Linked DNA regions of Mus musculus: all the other regions are linked to region 1. A link is a loop called in an ENCODE intact Hi-C map of the cell type or tissue named here. Cell type or tissue: left cerebral cortex. All regions are shown on one strand.

Region 1 (5,000 bases):
AGGAACACAGTGAAACTGTCTCACAAAGACTAAAACATCCTGCCTTCATTTATAACATCAGCATTATGTCTTTGTGGCAACACAAGCTCATTTCAATTCAGAACGAAAACAATTGCTAGGAAAATACTTGATGGTTTTCTTTCACTGGAATCCCCCCCCCTTTTTTTTAGGTCATCTAAGAATATATGGCTTGATCGTCAGACAAAACCCTTAGTCAAGATGAATAGCTAATCCAGAAGGACCACACTCATGAAGATGCTCAAACCTTACGTCTCACTTCTGCTTTTCCTGCTGTGGCATTCAAAAGGAACTGCACCTATAAATATACCTTGGCATTTTACATAAAGCATCTTTCTACAGAAACTAAAAAGCCATTCAAGTAAGTATAATTTAATGAAAATATGCTGTGATCTTTAAAAACACCACTTGGTAAAAATAAATTGACTGGGCCTAATGTGTCTTTAAACTTCGAATTTGTGACCACTAATAAACTATTAAACTTGTTACCAAATCCTGTTCTTAAGTATTCTCTTTCAAGACTCGGTCACTTAAAATTAGCCAAAAATGTTTATATAAGAACAAAAGCAAAGCTCTTTTACACATAGTTTTTAACTTGAAACAAAGACAAGCCAACTTATTTTCCCAGGGTAGCATGACCTCTTCCCTGGGCAATGCTCCCCTCTAGCACGAGCACCCTTCTGGGGAGTACTACTAACTCTAAGGTGAATGACAACCAACTCTGGAGCACACAGAACTGGTTTTCACAGATTAGTCAGCCATCTTTGCTCTCAAGCTCTCTTCAAAGCCTCACCCAAGCAAGTATTAGTAAGACACAATGTCGGGATATTTTAAAGACTCTAAGGCAGAGTAACAAGCAAGCGCCATCACAGGTGTGTGGTGTCCTGAGTTTCCTGGGTTCCACTTTTCCTCTGACCCTGCCCGCTTTCCATCAGGCCTGCGACTTATTAACAACTCAGGCTGCCACCTGCCATCTAAGCTGGACTCACTCTGAAGGAGGAATAGTCACATAGTACTGATATTTTGTGTGTGTGTATACAGGAGTTCTCTTACCACAGATAATCAAAAGACAAAACTTGTAAGTACTGCAGAGCTAAAGTCAGAAGACTTTACAATATCCCACCAAAGAAACATACTGAAACATCAAGCAAACTAATATGGCGAAAAGTGACCTAATTTGCAATGTGTGGATCCATGAATACCCAGGCAAATAACAAGATAATGAATGAGGCTACCCTCTCCCTCAAAATTTCATAACCATATAAAGGATACAATTAACACTGTACAACACACTTTAAGATAGAATTGTGTATAGACTCAGAAGTATCCAACTTCAGGTTCATTACAACATTTGAATTACCAAGGGAAGCAATCAAAATTCACTCACTTTATATAGTATCTTGCACCTTCGAACGTATATGCTTCTTCCCAGCCAGTGGGCAAATCTAAAAAACATATGTTACAATTAGTATTACTTCAGTGAGACTGCAAAATAAGCTTAAACCCATCTTATCTGTCTTCACCATGTTCATTTAAGTATGTGTCGATCCAAAGTCTTGGCTGGCAAGATCATTAGTCAATCAATATAACATTATTTGGAATTTGGAAGATGACAATTCAAATTTAAAGCCACCAGGAAAGTTCCAGCAATATTTGAGATGACCTAACATAATTATTCCCTTTAACAGTGGTCAGGGTGGGAAAGGATCAGCTGTGATATCCCAAAGGCAAAGTCTTCGAGCCCTGGTAAAACACCCATCACTGACTGCACAAACCCCAAATGGGCAGCATTTTGCCTTTTTAGGTATATCTTGTTTATTCAAAACCCTATTTTTCAATTCGAATCCATTTAGGTTTCTTCTACCATGAAAGGAACGCAAGCCTTCAATTAGTGGAAAACTGACTGAATCCTTACACACGAGTTTCAACACACTTGACCTGAAGAGAGGTGGGGTTTCAAGTGAGCGACTGCATCTTTATGTGCCACTTATGTGCCACAGGCCACTTATGTGCCACTTATGATGACAAGAGCTTTGGATTTAATCACAGCATCTCCAGAATGAAAAGGCACACATGTGTGCACAGAACGGGAGCCCAAGCAAAGTAAATCAAACAAGAATAAATAAATAGATAAATGCGAAATCACATCATAGAATAAAATATTTCCGGCATGTGACTGCTATTTTTTAATCTGTGAGGGTAATTCGAAGACATTCGTGTCATACGTAATCAAAATAGGCCTGAGATAATGCCATAAAACATTTGGGCTAAATTCTTTTAACCCTATATTGTCTTCCATGAAATAAACGTGCCCATATCCACAAGGGTAACGAGGCTATCAAAGTTGCAAATGCGTACAGTAAACAGGCTGAAGCTAAAGAGTGCAGAGAGTTAGGAAACATGACGGTTTATTAGTCAGAAATGCCCTAAAAATGTAACCTCATCATGCCTGCTACAGCAGCCTTCCCTTTCCTCCTCCACACTTGTGCAAATTTGGACACATTATTAGTCACTTCACTGAACTCCAGCGTTTAGCAGAAAAGGCAGGTTTGTTCACCCTTCTGGCAACTTTAATAGGAGATCCTCAGAACCTCGGAGCTGGCGAGAAAAGTACCCAGAGGGAGAGACAGAACTGGGCCTCACCTTCGACCCAACTGTTCTCAAGCCTTTGCAGTCACCCGGAATAGAGGCGGGCCAGTATGAGAACTCACGTTACGTTTCAGGCAAACAAGTTGGGTGAATGTAAACAAAGAATGACAAAAGAAAGCCAGACCAGCACTGAAACCACCACAAGCCCTCCTCCAGCTCAACTCATGCTAAACATTCAAGAAAGCTATCAAAGCAACCCGAGATGCATTTCCTCGTGGAACTGGGGCCCGAAGGCCCCCCACGCGGGACCGCCCTGGCTCGCCCACCGCCTGCTGGTGGTACGTGGAGCTTGGCTGCGGCTACCGGGGACTTTTGAGCCGGGATCACTGGCTGCGGCGCCCGCTCCAGCGTCCTAACTCCAGCGGCTACTCGGGTAGCAGGAGGGGACTCACCGGTGTTTGGATCACATGGTGGGGGGGCACCGCAGCACCCCTAACTCTTCCATCAGTCACCTACCCACAGTCCCACTTAGGAGAAGTAGGAGGTGGTGGAGGAGGAAGCTGCTTGGCAGAAAGCAGTTCTCTGGGGAGCAGGGCGAGGATGCGGGACCGTCTCACCGCAGGGGTGCTGGGATGCGGGGAGCAAAGGGGAGCGGGTGAGGACTTCCTAAAGGGTGCTGGAGGCGGAGACGGGGGCGATCCGGGGTAGAGGGGCGTCGCCCATCCTCGGGGGGCGTCCGGGAAAGGATGGGGACCAGGGCGCCAGGAAGAGGGCGCCGTCTCCAAGCGCTGATGAAAAGGCGGAGAAGAATAGGCGCCCCGGGACTCAGTCGCGCGGAGCCCGGAGCCCCTCCAACCCCGCCAGGTGGCCCGGAGCCGCAGCCCCGGCCGGCCCTACCTGTGCTCTGCCGCCGGTGCCCGGTGACCACGGCCTCGCCGGTGACCGGGTGTAGCCAGGTGGTGCTCTTGGCCTCCTCGCTGCAGGGAAGAGAAGGGACAGGCGCTGAGCGGCGCGAGGGGCGACCCACGGGGGCCCCCGGCCCGCTCGCTCCCACCGCTCCCCCCAGCCGCCCGGCGGCGCCTCCCCCGCCCGCTCACTTGATGAAGAAGACGCGGCCGCCCCTAGTGATCCCGTACGTCCAGGAGCGCGGCAGCGAGCAGATCCACTCCAGGTTCAGGTCGGCCGCCATGTCTGCTCCCCGGCCGCCGCCGCCGCCGCCTTGTGCTGCCGCCGCCGCTGAGGAAGGAGGGCGCGAGCGAGCGAGCGAGCGAGCGAGCGAAAGGAGCGCAGGGCGCGCGGCCCGGCCCGAGCGCGCCCCCGCGGCCGCCCTACCCCCTCGGGCGGCGCCCTCCCCGCCGCCCCGGCTGAGTCCGGCCTGCGTCGCCGCCCCTCGGCATCCTCCGCGGCCGGCCGCCGGCCCGCGCTGCGCTCGCTCGCTCGCTCGCTCGGAGGCTGGGCGAAGCGGCGCCGCGCCCCCGCCAAAGCCCTCCCCCGTGCCCCGCCCGCGCCGCGCGAAGGTTCCGGGGTCGGGTCCCGCCGGCGCCCGCCCGGAGGGCTGGGCTCCGAACCTGTGAGGTTTTGAATCAGCTACTGCCTGCCTAGCCCGGGGCTTCTCTGGGAGACGCCGGGCGTTGAAATGGAAAACTGCTTTTGGGAAAGGCTTTTCTGGTGTGTGGCGTGCCAAATAAAGGAGGGTCCGCGAGTGAGCTCGGACCACTGAAATGGGACTGATTCAGACTTAAGGTCTTTTTGTTACTGGTGGTTTTTTTTTTTTCCTTTCTAAGCTTCTGAGCCATATAATAGTTTAGAAAATAAAAACTTGCCTTTTCCTTTCTTAAAAAAGATGCACTTGATTATCAACGTGAATTTCTAGGCTCCCAATCTCTCTCATTTATTACAAGGGCAACTTAACTTTACGGAGTCCTTGGGGTGGTGGACATTTAAATCCCTTCGAACTATGATTGTCTCCGTTTCACTGAGAGGGGCAAAGAAACGTAAAGGAACAAAGGTGATTGTGCCCAGGGTTATGGTGAAAAATGGCAAAGTCTGAATTCAAATCGCCTATAGATTTCCAAGAGTCTACTCGAATGAATACGTTGCTGTATAGTATTTTTAATGCCTTGGCACCCCCGGCCCCCTTGTCCTTTGAACAAAGGAAGGGTTCACTGCTAGTAAGACCTCCCTTGCACCAGTAAAGAGCGCTATGCTTGCTCCTTACTGCCCCTGGTCCTTCATCATCACTCTTGGAATTGTCTCCATGGCTTTGCAGCAAATGACTCATCCCAGAGGAAACACAGTTCAATAATAACAGTACAACTTGGCATTCTCGAAGCACCTTTTTTTTTTTTTTCCCTGACCAGTTTGGATGCTTCTGAGGCATTCTCTCATTCATC
Region 2 (5,000 bases), 140 kb after region 1:
ACATCTCCTGTCATCCGTGCTACGGTAGGCTTCATTTAAAATTCAAATCACTGCTTCATTTAAAAATTTATAATAACCATTTTTAAAGATTAAATGAGTTTTTTTTTACTTAATAGTCAAGTTTTGTATTATTTAGTTTGATCTATATTTTGAGTTTTTTTTTCTCTTTCCCCTCTAACTTTCTGACTAAATCTCACTTTCCCCCTTAAAATCATTTTTGATCACATCAGCTAAAATGTGAGTTCTGTCTTTTTTTTTTTTTTTTTTTTTTTTTGGTATGTAATAGCTTGAATGTGAAACGTCCCCGTAGGTCTGTGTTTGAATATTTGGTTCCCAGTTGCTGGTGATGTTCGAGCGCAGTGGCTCTCACCTTCCTAACGTTGTGACTCTCTAATACAGTCCTTCATGATCTGATGATTCCCAATCGTAAAATTAGGTTGAGTTGCTGCTTAATAACTGTAATCTTGCTACTGCTGAGTTAAAAGGTAGGTATCCGTGTTTCTCTTGGTTCTAGGCAACCCCGTGAAAGGGTCATTTGACTCTCAGAGGGCTCTCAGCTCAGGTTGAGGGCCACTGTTTTAGAAGACTGTGAAACTTCCACGAGGTGGAGAGAGCCTCACTTGGGGAAGTAAGTTTCTGGGTCAGGTCTTATCTTATAATTTACCCCCTTTTCCTATCTATTGCCTGCTTCCTAACTATGGCAGCAAGGTGAGCACTACCCCATGCTCCTATGGCTCTGTGTTCCCACCCACCCTGATGGTCTCTAATCCCCTCACACTGTAGCCAACATAGCCACCCCATCAGGTATTTGGTCACAGCAAGGAGAAAAGTTTGTAATATGGTCTGTTTTCTCAATCCCATAAAGCTTATCATGGCGTATCGCGCACCTACTAATTACCCCTACTTCTATTATAGCTTCTTTTTGACATGCCTCAACCTTAATTGTAGGTTCTATTCCTTCGCCAGAGATCAGCTCCTGAAATCCAATGCCGGGCTGTAAATGGCCTTCCTTACCTTGGTTTTCTTGCTGTCCGTCATTATCTTAGAACCTTGCTCGGCACTCTGTACATGTGAGATATTTATCTTGGAATAAGTCACTCACTAATCCCCCCCCCCCAATTCCCTTCTCTCAAGGAAGTAGTGGTGGCGTTTCCTGAGTCACCTACACCCCTCTTAGCATCCCACGAGCTGACTGGTGTGCTTTCTATGCGGCCGGCTGGGTTTAGAAGTTTAACGTGCATCTTCAGGATGGTGGTTTTGTCTAAATGAAGTTAATGGGCCCATGTGGGGGTTAAATAGATACCTTTGCCTTCATTAACGCCTTGCTCTTATCTGTTGAGCTTTGCCTGGGTGCACACACGTCTTCTTAAAGAGCCTCAAGCTTCTATGGGAAGTGAAAACTTGTTGCTCGTTAAACTTGGACGTTGAAAGCTGGACTTCTCTAGAAACTATTGTCCTTTCACAGAAGAGCCTGGGATGGTCACAGGGACAGATCTTGACTTACTTCTAAAATCAGACAATAAGAGCTCACAGAGAGGACCAGCTACCTGGCAGATGTTTTAAATAGAGTCTGGAAAACTCCACGGTGCATTCAATAAAAGATTCAGACAAATAAATGAACCAACAAAGAAACCCAAACTCTACGATGAACAGCCATGGTGCTCTATATTGTATATAAGTCTAGCAATTGAGAGGCTGAGGCGGGAGGACTACCATGAATTTGATGGAGGCCAGCTGGACTCTATAGTGAGTCCCAGCCTTTTTGGTCTTCAGAATGAGAGACTTTGTCTCAAAACCAAACCAAACAACCAAATAAGCTAGATACAGTGGTGTATATCTGTAATCCCATACTTGGAATTTTTAAAATAATAATGGCCAATTTTTCTGTCATGTTGATGCTTTTGATGCAGTTCTCCCCGAATGTGGGGCTCTGAGGGCAGCAAGACTACATCTGAGGGCCCTTTTTAACAAGTCTGAGAGGTTTGTGAAGGGAAACAATGGGGAAATATTCATTAACTCTAAGCCCTGAGGGGAAAGGTCAAGGCAGGTTATTCAGGGAGCAGTGTCTAAAAGGGCGCATGCAATCTTTTAATGGAATGAGAATAGTGGCAGAAAGTATTTTTAGAACAAAGGGTGAAGTTTTGGGGGTTAAACACAATTGCATCCAGAAGATGAATATCTTTTTTCTCTGTTTCTATCGGAAAAGTTACACTTAAAATATTGATTATCGTTATTTTTAATTTATGTTTATCCATAGGCATGAGTGTATGACACACTACAGTGCCTGTTGAGGCCAGGAGAGGGTGTCAGGTTCTCCGAGCTGCAGTTACAGGAGGTTGTGAGCCAGCCCTTTGGGTGCTGGGAACAAGACTCTGGCTTCTGACTGAGCAGCAAGTGCTTGTAACAGCCAAGATGTCGCGCCAGCTCCTCCTTGTTCTTCATACTGACTGGATTAGACAGTTTGATAACCGCACCATCTCAAATAACTTCTTTACATATTTGTCCTAATCAGAAGAGCTGAAGGTGCCCTGAAATTCCCCATAGCGCTTCAAATAAAATGGTACAATACTTTCAAAGGGGAAACAGAAACAGATAGTTAATTGATTTTTTTTTTTAAATAGCGTTTGCTGGGTTAAGTGCCTAGAAGAAAATTCTTAGGAAGAAAGCTCAAACTTCAAACTGCATCTATCTGATCCAGACCGCAGCAGACCTGACATCCCTCCTGGCAGCATCCATCCATCCGGTCCAGAACTGGGAATACCAAACACACAGCTGTGCGCGAGAACGGATGTGTTGACATCAGCTTTCAGTTTTTGTGCGATTCTGACAAGAGCTTTCTTCTTTTGTGACTGCCCCAACTGTTCCTCCCAGGCAGAAGGCAAGCAGCACTCCAAATTCACAGCAGTGTCCCCAGTTAGGGGACCTTGGAGCCATCCACATCGTGGGCACTTCAATGCTCTTTCAAAAGAATCAAGCAAGCCTAGCTTTCACAGTGGGCCTGACACTCGATGGCCACAAAACAGGAAGCTTTTCCTCTGAGCTATGCTATTTGCCGACTGATTTTATTTTTAAATCCACCCAGCGGACCGTCCTGTAAAGATGAAGCAGAAGGCTTTGTACCCCCAAATGAATCTTGCCACTTAATGAACGCATTTGCAAACTAATAATCTACTGGGCAGTCAGGCACCGTGAACCTAACTTAATTTCACTGGACTATAAATAGTCTGGTCAAGGGGCGGGGTCATGCCGAGGGCTTTCTAAATGCAGTGCCTTTAAAGCTGGCAGATGTTTTGAAGTCTTACTCTCTAATGTCTAATGTAATTATGAGTTAATTGGGACTAAAATGAAATTCGGCCAAAGGAGGATGATATTCGAAGGCCCTGCCTGTCTTGGAACAGTATTTCTTAGTGGAAATACAAAGGCTTTTTGTCTTTTTAGTTTTCCTAGAATTCGCTTCTGAGTGGCGGGGTAGCGCGCCTCGTATACCTGTATTCCACCGAGGCACGTTAATTCTGAAGTAATGAGTGCAAATGAATGGGCTTATTGCCTGATTCCAGTTGTTTAATGCAGTCAAGGGTGGATTGTTCTGTGACTTTAAGGCTGGTTTATCACTGAGTTGCAAGCCTGTGGGCTCTTTTGGCCTTGAAAGTAAAACCAAGTAAAATGTGCAGGTAAAATACATTAGGGAGTAATTTGCTTCCTTTCATAAGTGAGGAGAGCTTCCAGTGGCTCCTGCTCCACCCCATTCTCACTTGATCCCTGCCCTCACATCGCTCCACCCCTCCCCGCCCCTCCCCCACTCCCACTGCACCCTCCCTCCCTCCCCACCCTCACCTCACCCCCATTAGCACACAGGTCTCACACATCCCAACCTGGCCTAGAATTTGACACATAGCCTAAGGACTGGCCTTGAACTCCCAATCTTTCTTCCTCCACCGCCCCAGAACTGGGATTCCAGGTGTGTACCAACACACCCAGTTAATGGGAACAGAGCCAAGGGCCTCCGGATGCTGGGCCAGCCCTCTCCCTCCGGAGCTGCAACCCAGCTCTGGCTTTGTCCACAGCAGCTTTGAGAAGCTGGGAGTTTAGATTAAAGCCTGATGAAGGAGTTGTTTACCCGATGAAAAGTGTCTGGAGTTCTCCGGAGTGTGGCATCCACATAAGCTGCTCTTATAACTAGAGCCACGGCCCAGCCACTGTCTAACTGTCATTACAACATCCTGGAAGAAGCGGGGCCAGGTGTGGTTGATGATTTACCATTTTTCTGGACAAACACTGAGCCCACATTGCACTTTGTCCTGGGAACTATGACTGGCAGATTTGCTACATTGTAACCAATTTCTCTTTGAATTAAGGAAGCTGCTTTTGCTGTTTCATGGACTTCAGAATCTCCTCTCCTATATGGATAGCTGGCAAATCTTTTAAGCCAGGGCTTGTGTCTGGCTAGATTTTATTTCCGTGGAAAAGAACATGTGTACCTGATGAATATTTGGTTACAAGAGAAGCAAGATAATTGGAGTCTGATTATCAGCTCTTGAATTGATTGTTATTATTTTATGTGCATGGGGTGTTTGTATGCATGAAAATCTGTGCATGCTATGTGTACCTGATATCTGGAGACCACTAGAGAGCACTAGAGCCTCTGAACTTGAGTTAGGAACAGTTGTGAGCCACCATGTGGATGCTGGAAATTGAACCTGGGTCCTCTGGAAGAACAGCTAGAGTTCTTAACTGCTGAGCCATCTCTCCAGCCTCATTTTATTTTTAAGATTTCATTATGATTATTTTAAAATTATGTGTCTATGCGTGTGTCTGTGGATAGGGGTGTGTGCACCTGAGTAGAGGTGCCCTTGCAGTCCAGAAGAGGGTATCTGAGCCCCTGGAGCTGGAGTTGTAGGTGACTGTGAGCCACTGGGTCTGGTTAGTGAGAAATGAATTTGGGTCCTCTGGAAGAGTAGTATTCACTCTTAACTGCTGAGCCATTCCATCAGCTCCACCCA
Region 3 (5,000 bases), 550 kb after region 1:
AGTACAGTATGATTTTCACTTACAAATGCTGGGATCCTCAGTTACTTATATGCACAAATTTTATCATCACTCTTCAACTTAAAATTTTAAGTCTCTAGGTTTTATATTTTATCCTCTCATTAATAGTTCCTAGCACATAGTAGGCTCTTGAGAGCTCATGGACTCATGAGTAAGATCTTGGGAGAGTCCAACTAGATCATGCCAGAGTTTGACAGTACATGAGAATTGATAGTGCCTAGAAATTCATTATATAAATAAAGTCATTTTCCTTGATTTAGTGCTTGTAGAGTTAGTTTTCTCTGTGTCATAGAATTAGCTTGTTATGAGCTGTAAGCCATCCCATAAAAGCAATAGAGAAAAAGAGAATTGGGAACTAGAACAAAGATCTATAAAGAAAAATTCCTGGCTACAGTTGGAGATCCTGATGCCTGGGGATGTTACTCAGTAGGAGAGATGCAGGCTCAATTCCTATCACAGAATAAAAAAAAAATACTGAACCAAACCAAACCAAAAGAACACAAAAAATCCCCCTGAATTATGAAGTAATTAGTAAAATTGAGAAATTGACCCTTCAGTTTTAATGAATACTAATTTGAATTTTACATGTGAGTGCGTGATCTTGTAATGGTCAGTTCATTTTTTAATTGATTGCTTTGATTGGTTGGTTGATTGATTTTTGAGTCAAGATTTCATGTAGTCCAGGCTGGCTTTAAACTTGCTTTGTAACCAAAGATGACCTTGTACTTCTGACCCTCCTGCCTCTTTCTCCCAGGTTCTGCATTTTGGAATTACAAGTGTGTAGCACCACAGCCAATTGTCTTCAGTGCTGGGCCAGCACTTTACCAACTGAAATATATTCCTAACCTGACAGTATTTAAAGTAAATTAACAATTATCTTATATTATCACATTAATTAACTGAACTCTACTATATGGCAGATACTATCATAAATCCTTTATGTTAATTATCAGCTAGAGTTATGAAAATTAATCTATTAATATCTTAGCATAATGCCTGGTCCATATGATGCATTTATTATCAGGCAATTTATCCATCAATTCCATAAGGTAAAAGTTATTATCCTCATTTTAAATGGAAACAGTACATAGGTTAAGTATAAATTTAACCTTTAAATGCTAAGCCTGCATTCAAAATTAGGGAGATCCAACCACCAAATTTGTCTCCTCAACATCTACTAGCAGAATTGAAGTTTCTAAGCCAGCCATTTTTTACTCCAAAAAACACAGATAGATAAACTAGTGGTATGCTACTCTCCTGTGGATGGATGTAATTGTTACAATGGATGTATGCACTTAAAGAAATCATTATATCATTTTCCAAAAGATATTTCTATTGGCCACTTCTTTCCTTTTACCACATGACTATTTCTCATCTCTTTGCTATGGACATTGGGAGAAAACACTGAATCCTTCCGGACCCAAAGCTCAGCAGAACCAATGCATGACACTCAACGCATCAATCTACAGTCTGCTCACTAACTCATCAGTGACATGTTTAGACTTATTTCGTTGTGAGGTAAATGTGCATGTGTGTGTATGTGGTTTTGTGCCTATTTGCATGCAGGTCCCTGTGGAGTACAGACAAGTGCATCATATCCCTGGAGCTGAAGTTAAAGGCAGTTGTTGGACTTGTGAGCTGCCGGGTGTGAGGGCTGGGAACTGAACTCGGGTGCTGTGCAAGAGAAGTTTATGCTTTTAAACCGCTGAGCCATCTCTCCAACTCCAGAGTTTGTATTCTTGACCCTGAATTTCTTAATATGAATGAATAGCGCTCAAGTGTTCAAAGGCAGATATTGAGACAAAAGAGCCAGGATGAATCTGCCTCATCTATGTTATGAAGTTTACTTCATATGTAAGTCAAATGGGGACAATACAGCCAAAGAAGTTAGTTTAAAAATGACTTTTTTTTTCTGAGCCCTAATCCACTCTGCATGGGGATCCCCTCTGAATGCACTAGTAACTCTGTGTTTGGTGACTTCCAAGATGAAAACTATGAACTAACTGTAAGTTGCCAAGAAACATGTTTGCTTGCTCACTCCTTTCTGCGTTAAAAACTGTTTTAAAATGGAGGTGGGGGAACTCCAAACCATTAGAAGTAGACAGCTGGATGAGACACCATGGAAGCTTTCTACTCTCCAAGGGACTTACCATCTCTAGAAGGCTCAGGATCAACTGGCTGTGTTTCCTGACGATGTTGTAAGCTCTGCAGCAAAGCTCCACGAAGTCTTGAAAATGCTGTGTGTTTTTTCCACCCTCAGTAATAAAGTACTCCATCTCTGAAGTAAAAATGAAAGGGGCTCTGTCCCTATAAATAAAAAGATAGCAACAACCATGAGGAGGTCACATGGTTTGGAGGGTTAATGCAGAAAGTCACTGCAACTTATTTCCACTGGAGTTTGTTTGTTTGTTTTTGTTTTGTTTTTTGGTAGTCTAGTGTGGGTTATTGCAGCAGATCAGTGGAAAAACTTAGTAATTGAAGACTTTGAATAACTGGTCTGGGGAGGAGAAAGGGTAAGTTGTGCTACAATGTTCCTCTACACTCTGTCAAATGTTTAATTCCCAACTACGTTTGGACACAGTGTATCTACTAAAAGAAGATAGGCTCCAATGAACAGTACAGTAAGAGTTCTGCCAAGTCCTCACTGGCAGTATATTTACTGACACACTGGGAGGTGATAAAACAGAACTTGAGTTCTTAAAAAATAGCCTTAAAAGCTCTTTTCTTTCCCTCTGAAGGGTGACTCCTTAGGAAGAGAATTTGGATAAAAGTTAAGATATTTTAATGCCAATCTCTTTCAGAAGATAATTTGTGAAACAACAGCAACAGATGTAACCAATTCCCTGTCATATGTGTAGTGAACAGGGAGTTTTAGAAAGTAGCTATAATTCATTTCACATATGACTCAGTGAAAAAAATGCTGAGCACACCAGGACAGTGCTAACCTTGTTTTCTCATAAGTCACACTGCCCCCTGGAGTCCCAAGGATGGAAAAGCAGGTTCCATCTCCAAAATTATTAGACATGCTAATCCTGAGATGAAGCCTTAGCCACTCAAGGAGAAGCGAAGCAGGTAGGGGGAGGGGCAGGCACATCTCTATCTGATGAGGTTTCAGCATATAGATCAGTGAGGGCGATTTTGCACCAACCTGACCTAGATTCTTCTAGCAGCATCTAGATTTGGACACAGTTTGTGGTTAAAATAGAATGACATGTTTTAAATTTGACAGCCTGGGTTCACATAAGGTTATATCAAATCACAACTGGAGAAATTGAGAGGTAGTTCAGGGAGCCTTTAGAATAGAATAGTGTTCCTTGCTGGTACAAGGCTTTGCTGTTTTAATAAAAACATTGTCAAGCTAGAATTCCCACTGATATGACTTAACTAGACCTTTCTGAAGTATGGGACTCAAATGGAAAAGCCATGCAAGCACACTTGAAGAAGTAGATTCTAGCTACCAGCCAAGCAGTTTCTAAAACAGTGTTTGGGTGTGGTTGTTTTAAAATGTTAATTTAAAGCTGGGCACTGTGGTTCACACCAGCAAATCCCAGCATATCAGTGGCTACACAGACTATGAGTTTGAGACCAGCCTAGACTACATGTTGACTTCCAGGTAAGCCTGGTCTCAGAGGTGGGGTCCTGTCCCAAAGTGAAATAATAAAATTTATATGTTACAATACATGCTTATTATCAAAAGTGGTCAGAATAACAAAAAGCATTCCCTTGGCTTTGATTTCTTTGCACAGTAACGTATTCAATAAACTCTGTTGCGTTCCACACCAAGCAGAAGCTCTCGGGCGCCAGCTCCGATGCCTCAAACTTTGATCACTGGTTTTGCTATTGGCCTTGCTGGGTTTCCCACTCATCCCGTGATACACTTTGTGGGCTATGCTTCAGCAAGGCTGGGAGAAGAGATGTTGGAAACACGAGATAAAAGCACAGGGTCTAATCTTGAACGCGCTGTGACTTCATTTTCTCATGTTTAAAATGTGTGCCAGACACTCAGCTGCTAGACTTCATGAGAGAGCCAGCTTGGAAAAGCTGCCCGAGTCAGGCCCACAGAGCGCATTGTGCACTTCAGGGGGTTCTGTGGCTTGGGGAGGCTCAAAGCACAGAGCCTGGGCCAGAGGCCCCGCGATTCAGATTTCAAGTCTGGGTTTTGTGTATCACTAGATCTTGCCCTTGGTGAGAGACTTACCAGCTCCATTCTGAAATTTCATTCTTTATCAAATGGGCTGGAAACGGTTGCTCATTGATATTGCTGAGAGGATCTCATAGCTTAGAGGACAGGAAAGTACTTACTACATGGCAAGCACTGGATACATTTTAGATGTCATTGTTGTGTATTACCGTGAGTCTTCAAACGGCCACGAGTGTTCGCCGAGCTGAGCCTTCTCACAACTAAGGCGCCTTCTGTCTTCTCACTCAAAAATGGCATCAATTTCTACTTTTTAAGTTAGCATTTATTTTAATCCTGGCCTTCATCACCATAAACTGCTTGGGTGTGTGGGTCTTTACATGGGCCTTTTATTTCATTATATATTTGTTAGATCATGTACGGTTGCGGTTTTCACTATTGCTAATTGTGGTCCTTTGAAGAATAATTGTGGCCCCGTAGGCTCACGGTTTAAGTATGTGGTCCCCAGTTTGTGACGCTGTTTGGAGAACCTTTAGGAAGTGGAGCCCGGGTGGATGGAGGGAATACAGTTCTGGGCTTGGGCCTTGAGAGATCAACGCACCACCCCACGTTTTACTCTCTCTGTCTCTGCTTCGAGTGTATATAGATGTGATCAGTCAGCTTCCTGCTCTGTGAGCCCGTCACACCTTTCGGGAATAAAGGATTCTATCCCTCCGGAGCCATAGCAAACCCTTATTATTTCTTTAAGTTTCTCTTGGTCCTGTATTTTATTACAGTAAAAGAAAAGAACCTTAGACCCCAAATTTTAGGAAAGTTTTAGAAATATCTTAGACTTCTATAATCA
Region 4 (5,000 bases), 120 kb after region 1:
ATAGATGTCACGTCCCTAATCAGAACTCCTGAGAAAAGGCATGGTCGGTCATCTTTGCTTTACTTATTTACTTACGGGAGACAGCTATCATATCATCTTTATATGTTCAAGGATGACTCTGAATTCCTTGATCTATTCTGGGACCATACCCCTGTGCCACCATGCTTTGATAGCCCCCTACTTACGGCAGGCTAAGATTCTGACAGTAACAAACACGACCCAAGTTTAATGATCTCAAAGCATAAAGAGCTTGCTTCTTGGGGTGGTGTTCCCCATGCAAGTGAAAAAGGAGGCTTACTCCTTGTGGTGTCCTAGTGACATGGGGACGATGGATTTATGCTGCCCTGCATCTTCCCAATGGCCCTAGTAGCAGGAAGAGAAGGTGTGAGTGATGTGCTGTCCTTTAAACCTTTAGCAAGTCTCCAGGATGCTCCTGTCTCAGATCAGTGCTGGAATTAGAGCATCAAACTCACAACCTCATGCTTGGGTAGTGAGCGTCTTACTGACGTGATGGAGCCATCTTCCTAGACCCTGTCTTCATTTTAAACTAATCATCTCTGTGGCCTTTTCCTTCATGAACTCACTCTATACCTATTGTACATGTGGACCTTGCCTCTGAGGGCAACCTGATTTCCCAGGTCAAGGTTGGAAGCTATTGTGACACCTCCCCTCCCCTCCCTTCCCCTCCCCTCCCTTCCTCTCCCCTCCCTCCTTCCCCCCTCCCTCTTTTCCTCCCCCCCCCCCTTTTTATTTGCTTCTATCAGGAGTGCCAGCGTCATCATTTTCAGCCATGGTGGGCCACATTTGGATCTATCCCGGGACAGCAATTGGGCCACAAATTGACATGCCCCTGTCCCAGTTTTTGAAAATGTTCTCCTATAGGAGCTCTGGCATTTCGGTTTTCTCTTCGTGTGTCCTAAGCCTTGTCCCCTCTAGCCTGGCAGTGACAGATCGCACCTTTACTTCCCTGTCTCAGGTCGTGGCCTCTTTCTGTCTGCCTTTGTGCATTGTCTTCAGAATGGCCTTTTCAGGACCCGGACCTCTATGTTTCACGTCTCTCTTTGACGCAGTCATGTTCTGCTCGTTCTCAGGCTACGCACTCCTAAGCTTCTTACCTCCTACTTCTTCTCTTGCCTCTTTGTTGGTTTTCATTACTATTAACTAGGTAGAGCTAGTATAGAGAGAATATATACCTCATGGGGGCCCCAAAATGCGTATATCTGAATCAGTTTACCTCTGTGTTTTTTTGTTTTGTTTTGTTGTGTTTTTCGAGACAGGGTTTCTCTGTGTAGCCCTGGCTGTCCTGCAACTCACTTTGTAGACCAGGCTGGCCTTGAACTCAGAAATCCGCCTGCCTCTGCCTCCCAATTGCTGGGATTAAAGGCGTGCGCCACCACCCCCAGCCTAGCTCTGTGGTTTGTCTGCCATTTCTTACGTGGAATGCTTCCCGAATAATTCATGTCTTTCTTAATTGCTCTCTCAGAGTTTTTTCTTCTCAGGGAAACTTAATGGACAGCAGTGCCAATGTTACCTTTAACCTTCCCAGTAGCACCTGGGTTTATGTTATTATTCTTAATATGAGCCAATCATTGTCCTAAGTGGTCCATATGAATTATTTAAAACAGTTCTCTTCCCAGAACAGCTAAGTACATAGTATTAGTCATACTTCTTAGATAAAGGTTCAGGGAGATTAAAACCTATGGAATCTTCTAGAGCTCCTCCTGAGAGTGATTAGGGTTAAAAAAAGAAAAGAAAATGACTGTCTTAGTTCACTTTGTTCTGCTATGACAGAATACCTGAGCTGGTGTGATTTATAAAGAACAGGGGTCTGTTGTGGCTCCAGAGGCCGGAACCTCAAGATCAAGGGAGGTTGTGTGTGTGTGGAGGGTCTTCTTGCTGGGTCATCCATCCCAGGGTGGAAAGTGTTATATGTTAGGAGAAGGCTTGTCTTTGGATCAGAGGCATCTTCACTTCTCTACTTGCCAGTGATATGAGTAGTCTTTCCAAAAGCTCTTTGGTAGGCATTCGCCCCCCCCTTTTAAAATTAAATTTAATTACTTAGTAATCTTTCGTTTAAAGTTTTTGCATTAGAGTTCACAGGATCAGATCTCATTATGACATTTTTGAACAAAATACTTTTCAGTAGATTCCCCTTCCCTCTTCTCTCCCCCTGCTTTCTTTCTTTGACACAATGTCTTTATATGTACTCTAGATGGCCTTGAACTGGGAGATTCTCCTGCCTGGGCATCCCAAATGCTGGGATTACAGGCATGGACCATCGTACGGAGCTGGCATCCTGCCTCCCTCTCTCCCAGCCTCCCTCCCTCATCCATCATCCCCTCCCCCATTTCTCTTTCTCTCTCTCTCTCTCTCTCTCTCTCTCTCTCTCTCTCTCTCTCTCTCTTTCTCTCTCTGTGATTAACTTATTTAACTTATTCTTTACCCACCCCACTCCCATCCCTAGAAATTAAAGCCTGCACTAAAGAGAAAGCTGTGTTCTGCCTCTGATATGGCCAGGACACCAGGTCAAGAGGGCGCCCGGGAGCCTGGCCAAGTCCCAGGGGAGGGTGTGCAGGCCATGCAGCCCTCGCATGTTGAGAGTTGGCTCTCTGCCTTCCGCACCCAGACTGTTTCCACAGAGGCAGAACCAGGAGCATCTGCCTGAGAGGGCAGGCCAGCTCTGGGCTTAACATTTTCTTTTAAGAATTCTTTATTTAAATATTTGGTCCATTAAAAAAAAAGCTCGTTGACTTCATTTTGTGCTGGAAACATTCTTTCTGTATTCTGAGTGTAAAGCTCTGTAAGCATTGGTACCAATCTGTACCTTGCTTTTCTCCCCTTCACAATATCTTTCAAGTAGCAAAAGGATGGCTTTTGTTGTTGCTGAAATCTGATTTATGTGTCTCTTTTCTTTCCTAGGGGTGCGTCTCTCTGGGTCTTGCCTAAGAAATCTTCCCCTTTCTCATGCCGTGAAAGGATTTTCAGGAAATTTTACCTCAAGAAATACGTTGGTTTCATTGAAGTTTTCTGACTTGGGTCAGAATTTTGCTCATTGTTTTATGTCTGTTATGGCCAAGCATTTGAGGCTAGCTTCGACTGAATGAGACTGCATTTCAAACAACAACAACAACAACAAAGAGCTTTTGGCGGTCACAGGTTTTGGGGCTCAAGCTGAGGTGGTCAGGCTTGGGGGAATCATATCTTTTCCCTGGTGAAGCTGAGCCTTTTGCCTGTCTTGTAGTGATTACTTTTAATTGCCAACTGACAATCTAGAAGCAGCTGGGGAAAGAGTCCCGGTGAGGGATTGTCTAGAGCAGGGTGGCCTGTGGGCGTGTCTGTGGGACATTATCTTCATCATATTAACTGCAGTGGGAAGCCCCGCTCACTGTGAGTTGACAGGATCCAGACTTGTGTGACAGCAGGGAAGTGGGACCGAGTACCGCTGGGCAGACATTCACTGTTCTCTGTTCCTGGTTATGGAAGTGATGAGGCTATTTCCTCAGAGCTCCTAATTCTGATCTCCCACAATGATGGACAATAATCTAGAGGTGCGAGCTAAATAAACGATTTCTCCACTTGGTTGCTTTTACCAGGGAATTTTTATCAGATCAATAGAAACTTCAGACAGGCCTAACTTACCCTGATCATCTTTATCCAAGCCTGGACTTTTTATCATTGCTGCATTGGTAGGAAATTTTATATATATATATATTGTATATAGGTTTTTTGTGGGCTAAGGTACTTGGTATTTAAGGTATGTTTATTGACTAGATATGGTGTGTAGATATCTCTATAAATGTAACATAAACCCAGCATTGCATCATCGTATTACATTTTAATAAGAATTTGGATGCCCATCAACTCAAAAGTCTTTGAGGAGTCCTCAGGCCAAAGATTGCATCTGATCGAGGTCTATCCTTAATGGCAGGTTCTGTTTTTGTTCCAAGGAGATCAGGAGAAATGCTTGTACAGCTGTAGTTTTTGAAAGATGTTTGAATGCCTGCAGGATTGAATTCAGCAAGTTCCTGAGTTGTAAAGCATTTTTAATGCTCACATATTAATAAAAATTTGCATGCATTTCCATATTTGGCCAGAAACTTGCTCTCATTATCAAAATACCTGTTAGTAAAACTATAGGTAGCTAGCCAGGTGTGGTGGTGCACACCTTTAATCCCAGCACTCTGGAGACAAAGGCAGGCAGATTTCTGAGTTCGAGGTCAGCCTGGTCTACAAAGTGAGTTCCAGGATAGCCAGGACTACACAGAGAAACCCTGTCTCCAAAAACCAAAAACCAAAACCCAAAAACAAACAAACAAAAAACAAAACCAAAAAACTATGGGTAGCGATGGCATCTACTAGGTAATTTTGGAGATTATAGACACTTTCTATCAAAATGATGTGGGCAACAAAAGACAGGGTCCCTGAGACGGAAGGAGGAATGAGATGTGAGATCAGAAATCAGTTCACACATTGAGCTGCTGAAAAAATCGAGTGGGTACATACAGGCAGTCACCGCCAAACCTGAGGATCCCGGGGCCCACATAGTAGAAAGAGAGACTCAATTCCCAAATCACACACGCGCACACGCACACGCACACACACGCTGGAAAAGTTAACTTTGAGTCAAAATTTGCAAACTATGCCTGTTCCAAACATCTTCACATTTCATTGGTGTTGATTACACATGGGGCCACAAGGGTCTATAGCTTCATTTTTCTAGTTCCCTGCGTCCCTGCTGGAACTCCCAGCCGTTCTTGACACGTGCTCATGAGTATTCAGTGCTTTTCCATTTAAGCCCTCTCTTTGGGAACCGACAGCTGATGGCTGTTGGCTGGCGTTCTCTCCAAGAAAAACCCTTCTTACGATGTCCACAAGGCTGCAAAATCTCCCAAGAACTGGCCAGAGCAGACTCCTTTCCATTTTCACTGTGACGGGTGGAGCCATGCTGGGCTGTGTGCAGAAACAATGGCTGCCCTTTAGTCAACTTTACCTGGAACACT
Region 5 (5,000 bases), 270 kb after region 1:
GAAGGGAGAAGAATAGAAGGAGAAGGAAGAGGAGGAGGAGGAGCAGTAATTAAGGGAAACTTAGAAAGACAAATGCCATATATGGATGCTCTACGTGGACGCTTGCCTTTAATGTCTGCATATGTGTATTTGTATGGGTGACTGCAGCTATAGTATAGGCAGCTTATAGTCAACATAATCTCCTATGGCCCTGCCCAGAGGAGAGGTCTGTTTTGACTCAAGGTTTTAGAGGCGTCTGTCAATCAAGGGGAATGTGATGTGATGTGTGTGTGTGTGTGTGTGTGTGTGTGTGTCTCCCAGGTGAGTCTAGATTCTGTGAGCCTGACACGGACATGAACAGTCGCAATGCTTCTCTATATATTTTCTAATTAATGCCTCTAAGATGAGTACGCAGCATCAGAGGATACTAACTTTTGATTTAAATTCTCAAAACAGCAATCCAAATGTTCTTCCTATCCCAGACAAATGAACAAATTATAGTTGTTGTCACTGTGACAAAATGTGTGACAGAAATTACCTAAAGGAGCAAGAGTCTGTTTTGACTCAAGGTTTTGGAGGCGTCTGTCAATCAAGGGGAATGTGATGTGTGTGGGGGTGGGGTGGGGTGGGGTGGGGTGTGGGGTGTGGATAGAGCAGAAGGGTTCACACTGTGTCAACCAGGAAGCAGAGGAAAGGGAGATGAGAAGGGGTCAGGGACAAGATACTCCTATAGGTTCACCCCTATCCTTAATCACATATGGCTTTTAGCTAAGTATTACTTCTAAAGTTTGTATCACCTCTCAAAATGATGCCACCATCGGCAACTAGGCTTACAACATATAAACCTACAGGGAACATTTCATATTCAAATCATATCCATAGGACAATACAAGTATTATATGTGCGTTTTGTAGAGATCTTCATAAGCAGCAATAGGTCTTTATGACTATCAATTGAAGCAGGGTAAATCCACAAGTATTATTCTTATTCAATTTGACATTTAAGTACAAAAAATAAATTCTTCATTCTTGTAAAAAAAAATAATCCAAGATCACAGAAAATATAACCAAACTTCTATGTAGTTATAAAACTGATATTTATACAGAATTTTTTTTGTTTCACCTGTAGAGTAGAAGATTCTGTATTTTGAAGTAACAGCCTTAAGCTTAACATGGAGTTAAGTTAACATGGAGTAGACCATTACAATCTACCTCTAAATCTCAGAGACTGGGTGCTGCAGGCTTGGTCTTTGTTAGGTTTTTATTAAATATCTGCTACGGCTGGGCTGTGGTGCAGCTCAGAGGCAGAGCATGAACCACACCCTGCATCTGATCCTGGCATCTCACACACACAAACAAATCCAAAGGACAACACAACCCAAGACACACTCGTGGCAATAAGTAGCCAGAGGTCGAGAGGGAAAGTGTGTCTCCGGTGAGTTACTCCTATACTCAGGGCACTTTATAGTGATATCTACAGTGTAAGTAGACATGGATGGTCTTTAGAGCCCCATTTGAATGTAATGAGGACCATGGAATCACTTAAGAAAGATTTCTAAGCCACCAGGGATCTGGTGCTGGGAACAGCGTGTGCTAGACTTCACTCCTTCATTTCAAACAGACTATCAAAACCAACATTGCTTCATAACCAAGGTAGCTTTAATAAATATTGATGAGCCTAAGAATGGCCACCACACATTTAGTGTCTACCCTCATATTCTCCAGGAAATGTTAAACTCCGAGACATTCTGCTTCCCCCGCAGCCGGCCTCTCCGAAGTTCACTGGGTGAGGGGGATTTCATTGAGCTGCTTTTAAGACCAGAATTTTCAGAACTCCAGATGGAGAGCTTTTAAATCCTACATCTCCTTTTTGGAGCCCCCAGCTTCTGAAACGCTGTCGTTTCTCTCCTTTGTTTTTCAATCGCTTTGACAGCTTGGACCAGGATGGTGGAGATTTTTTTAAAAAAAGATTTCTCTAATTCACAGATAGTTGAGCTATGTCTGAAGCAGCTGGAGGAAGACACTGCGCATGTCTGAAACTATGACGCCCAGGAAGGCTCCAGGCTTGGAATGGCAGAGTAGGCAGCTGATGATGGCTGCCTTTTGCAGTTTCTGTCATCAAAGGAGGAAGTATGGTGTTACTGAAGGATGCTGCTGGCCATTGAAAACAGGATGCTGATGAATCTGCCTACTTTGTTAAGCAAGCTCTGATTTTTCTGTCAAAGCACCTAGCTGCCTCCAGAATTTGCTAAGAGACTGTCTCTCCCAAGTAAGAATTGCAAATGGAACCAGAAACATTTGCAAAGTGAAACTAGGAGTTAGTGTGGGTTGGTTTTAAAAAATACAGGAACACTGAGTGAATCTCCAATTTGGCGTCAGACAAAGAAATGAGGACTGAATCATTACCACAGTAACCTGGGCCTGGAAAGCGTCCAGAGTGACTTGAGTACATTACGTTTTCTTTATAGGCCTTCTCTGCAGCCTACGTTGTTACAGCCTGATATAATGTTTCCTTTTGGAAGAGAGTCAGATGCGTCTTTCTGATTTGTCCTCAGATTGCCTTTCAAGTTGTCTTAAAAAGCCAAAGACCCTTTTCAATACATTCAGGCAAATGAATCGTTTATAAGATTTTATACTGCTAATAAAATCTCATTGACTCGTTTTTTTCCCCTCTGGATTGAATTCGAGTCCCCTCAGCCTCTCCCTGCAAGGAGCTCGGTTTCCATTGAAGGTCTATAGAAACATTTCACAGCCCATCACCTGCCAGCCAAGTGTCTGCAGGGAACTACCGGAGCAGATAGTCCCTGGTATGGACTGTGCTTGATGGTGAACAAAAAACCGGATTCATCTACAAAAAGAATTTTTAAAAAAGATGTGGCATTTTGGTGGAAGATTCATTTACAATTATGAGCCATTAAAGGGCTTAATAATTATTACTGTTATTAGTAATAATGCCGAGTGACCACTCACTACAACCCAGCGACCTAGAAAAGTCATGTCAGCCTTTTATCTAATTAGTACTTTTAAGCTTTTATCTGTTACACAAATTGATGTGATTTTATCATCTTTTTGGGTTTTGGGGCATATTAGGTGACAACTGAAACATCAGAAATTCTGAGAAGGATTAAAGTTGCAGAGCTTCTTTTGAATAACAAAAGTTATTCTTTGTAATCAGCGTTGAATCTCCTTAATAAAAAGTTTTTAAAGGCTGAGGTTTTAATAATAATAATGATAGCAATGGAAGTTCCTATGTAACTAAGGCTTCACTTGCATCAGGAACAAGGAGGTCATTTGCACTTAATTTCAGATCCATCTTAATAATTACTAGCTCTGGGTGTAGAAGTACCCCCCACCCCCTTTTACAAAGAGAAATTGAGGCTTAGTAAATTTAATGTTCACAGAAATGGTTGCTCAGTAGGAAAATATGGTACCTTAGACCAGGACTAATGACAAACCCACCCTTAGAACATATTGCTGATTTGTGTGGCCATGTCTCTGTGTGAGTGAGTGTGTGTGTGTGTGTGTGTGTGTGTGTGTGTGTGTGAGAGAGAGAGAGAGAGAGAGAGAGAGAGAGAGTGGGTGTGAAAGAGAGAGTGTGTGTGTGAGAGAGTGTGTGTGTGTGTGAGAGAGAGAGTGTGTGTGTGTGTGAGTGCGTGTGTGAGTGTGTAGTATGCCCACATTGTATGAAACAAATGAGAGCGCTTCACAGTGAGAACATCAGAACCCAGAGTATTGAACCTGATAATAGTTTATGACCTTGCAAAGACTGAGGTCAGCCTAGAATCGCTGGTCTCTTGATTGGTTTGGGAGAACAGTTTCCAGACTCTAGCAACAAGCCCCTTCCCTCCTTTCCCCTGTGGCTGAGTAATTGGGAGGGTAGCCCTTCCCATCTTACCCCTCTCTCTGCTGTGTTTATATGTGTGATTTTTGTCAACAGAAAGCACGTGCGGATTGGTACTATATGTCACACCCTGGTATTTAGAGCTTCTCAGGACATAGCTTTGTCGTAAAGGACTTTGGGCAAACCTGGCTGTTGGTAATTTTCCACCATAGCTTCTGGTTTAGGGGGTGCTGCAGCTAGACGAGCAAGATTTGGATGTGTGTGGTGCAGGGTGGGCTAAGCAGAGTTGGGAGGACAGTCAGACATTAGAGTGTTTTCAGTTTACCTGTATTTGACCTACCCTGGCTTGAGGCACTTTTGAAAATGAACCATCAAATTATATGTACCTATAGCATGTACTGTTCAATGGATGATGAATAAGAAATTGTATTAACAAATACTGTGCCATTTGCATAACTGGAAAAGACCCTGCCCTCCCCCATCCCCCACCTCCCCACACTCATTCCCTGTACACTGACCCCCCATACCTCTATTCCCCACACATCCACCCCACACAGACCTATTTCCCACACTCCCATGCCACACATAACCCTCCATACCCACATACCCCACCCCTGTTCCCCATACACCCACACACCCACCCCCACAGATAAAAATGCATCTTAAAAAGGAAGACCACTGCTTTAGTTCATAAATACAATGATTTTTTTTTTTTTTACACATCATCCTGCTGGTTGAAAGTTGAAAAAAGAGACTGTCATCCTTGTGATGGGTCAGTTACTTCATGGCCTTGAACGAATACAGGTCAGACAAGCAGTAAACGCCTGCTTTATTTATGCCCTAAGCTTAACTTGGGTTGAAATTATGTGTCTGGATAATTCAAGTCAAAAAATTAAAATCAAATTTATATGCAGGAAGATGTATATGAATGATTGATAGATATCAGAAGAAGATCCATTTTTCAGAGTTACATGTGAATTTATAATCTAAATTCATACACATATAAATATATTTGAAAAATTATTAACCCAAATGATATCTATCTATCTATCTATCTATCTATCTATCTATCTATCTATCTATCGTCTGTCAGTCTTTCTATCATGTTTGCCTGTCTACCATCTGTCTATCTGTGTCTATCTATTTATCATTTGTCAGTTTATCTATCTTCTATTTGTCTA

Evidence for each region. Hi-C counts contacts between places; a loop is a spot of excess contacts. Peaks named below come from ENCODE experiments on the same cell type or tissue, not always from the same donor. Only the 100,000 strongest peaks of a DNase experiment are listed, where the experiment ranks them.
Region 2: a loop joins it to region 1, with 2.4 times the contacts of the local background. A loop is called at or near these places in 3 of 42 quality-filtered maps.
Region 3: a loop joins it to region 1, with 5 times the contacts of the local background. A loop is called at or near these places in 8 of 42 quality-filtered maps.
Region 4: it touches region 1 in a loop (2.2-fold over the local background); 3 of 42 quality-filtered maps call a loop at or near these places.
Region 5: a loop joins it to region 1, with 9 times the contacts of the local background. A loop is called at or near these places in 3 of 42 quality-filtered maps.

Annotation. Positions count from the first base shown.
Region 1 is chr6:140,422,961-140,427,960 of GRCm38, reverse strand. It overlaps Plekha5 (pleckstrin homology domain containing, family A member 5), which reads right to left and starts at 3,862. Exons shown (of 31, transcript NM_144920.3): 1 at 3,705-3,862; 2 at 3,505-3,584; 3 at 1,406-1,463. The coding sequence starts at 3,796. In left cerebral cortex, CTCF peaks have their summits at 108, 308, 2,934 and 3,518; DNase peaks (open chromatin) are centred at 3,162, 3,823, 4,117, 4,759 and 3 more places; H3K4me3 peaks cover 3,206 bases; H3K27ac peaks cover 2,227 bases.
Region 2 is chr6:140,280,231-140,285,230 of GRCm38, reverse strand. It overlaps Gm38917 (a long non-coding RNA gene), which reads left to right. Exons shown (of 3, transcript XR_869559.1): 2 at 1-24. Among named protein-coding and RNA genes, the nearest start is that of Gm38917, 3.0 kb to the left of the region's middle. In left cerebral cortex, no CTCF peak of the experiment used is centred here; no DNase peak of the experiment used is centred here.
Region 3 is chr6:139,872,628-139,877,627 of GRCm38, reverse strand. It overlaps Pik3c2g (phosphatidylinositol-4-phosphate 3-kinase catalytic subunit type 2 gamma), which reads right to left. Exons shown (of 34, transcript NM_207683.3): 26 at 2,169-2,325. Among named protein-coding and RNA genes, the nearest start is that of Plcz1, 170 kb to the left of the region's middle. In left cerebral cortex, a CTCF peak has its summit at 2,990 (motif pointing left); DNase peaks (open chromatin) are centred at 2,696 and 2,989.
Region 4 is chr6:140,298,220-140,303,219 of GRCm38, reverse strand. No RefSeq gene overlaps it. Among named protein-coding and RNA genes, the nearest start is that of Gm38917, 15 kb to the right of the region's middle. In left cerebral cortex, no CTCF peak of the experiment used is centred here; a DNase peak (open chromatin) is centred at 2,598.
Region 5 is chr6:140,149,999-140,154,998 of GRCm38, reverse strand. No RefSeq gene overlaps it. Among named protein-coding and RNA genes, the nearest start is that of Gm30056, 51 kb to the right of the region's middle. In left cerebral cortex, no CTCF peak of the experiment used is centred here; DNase peaks (open chromatin) are centred at 1,765, 2,090 and 2,322.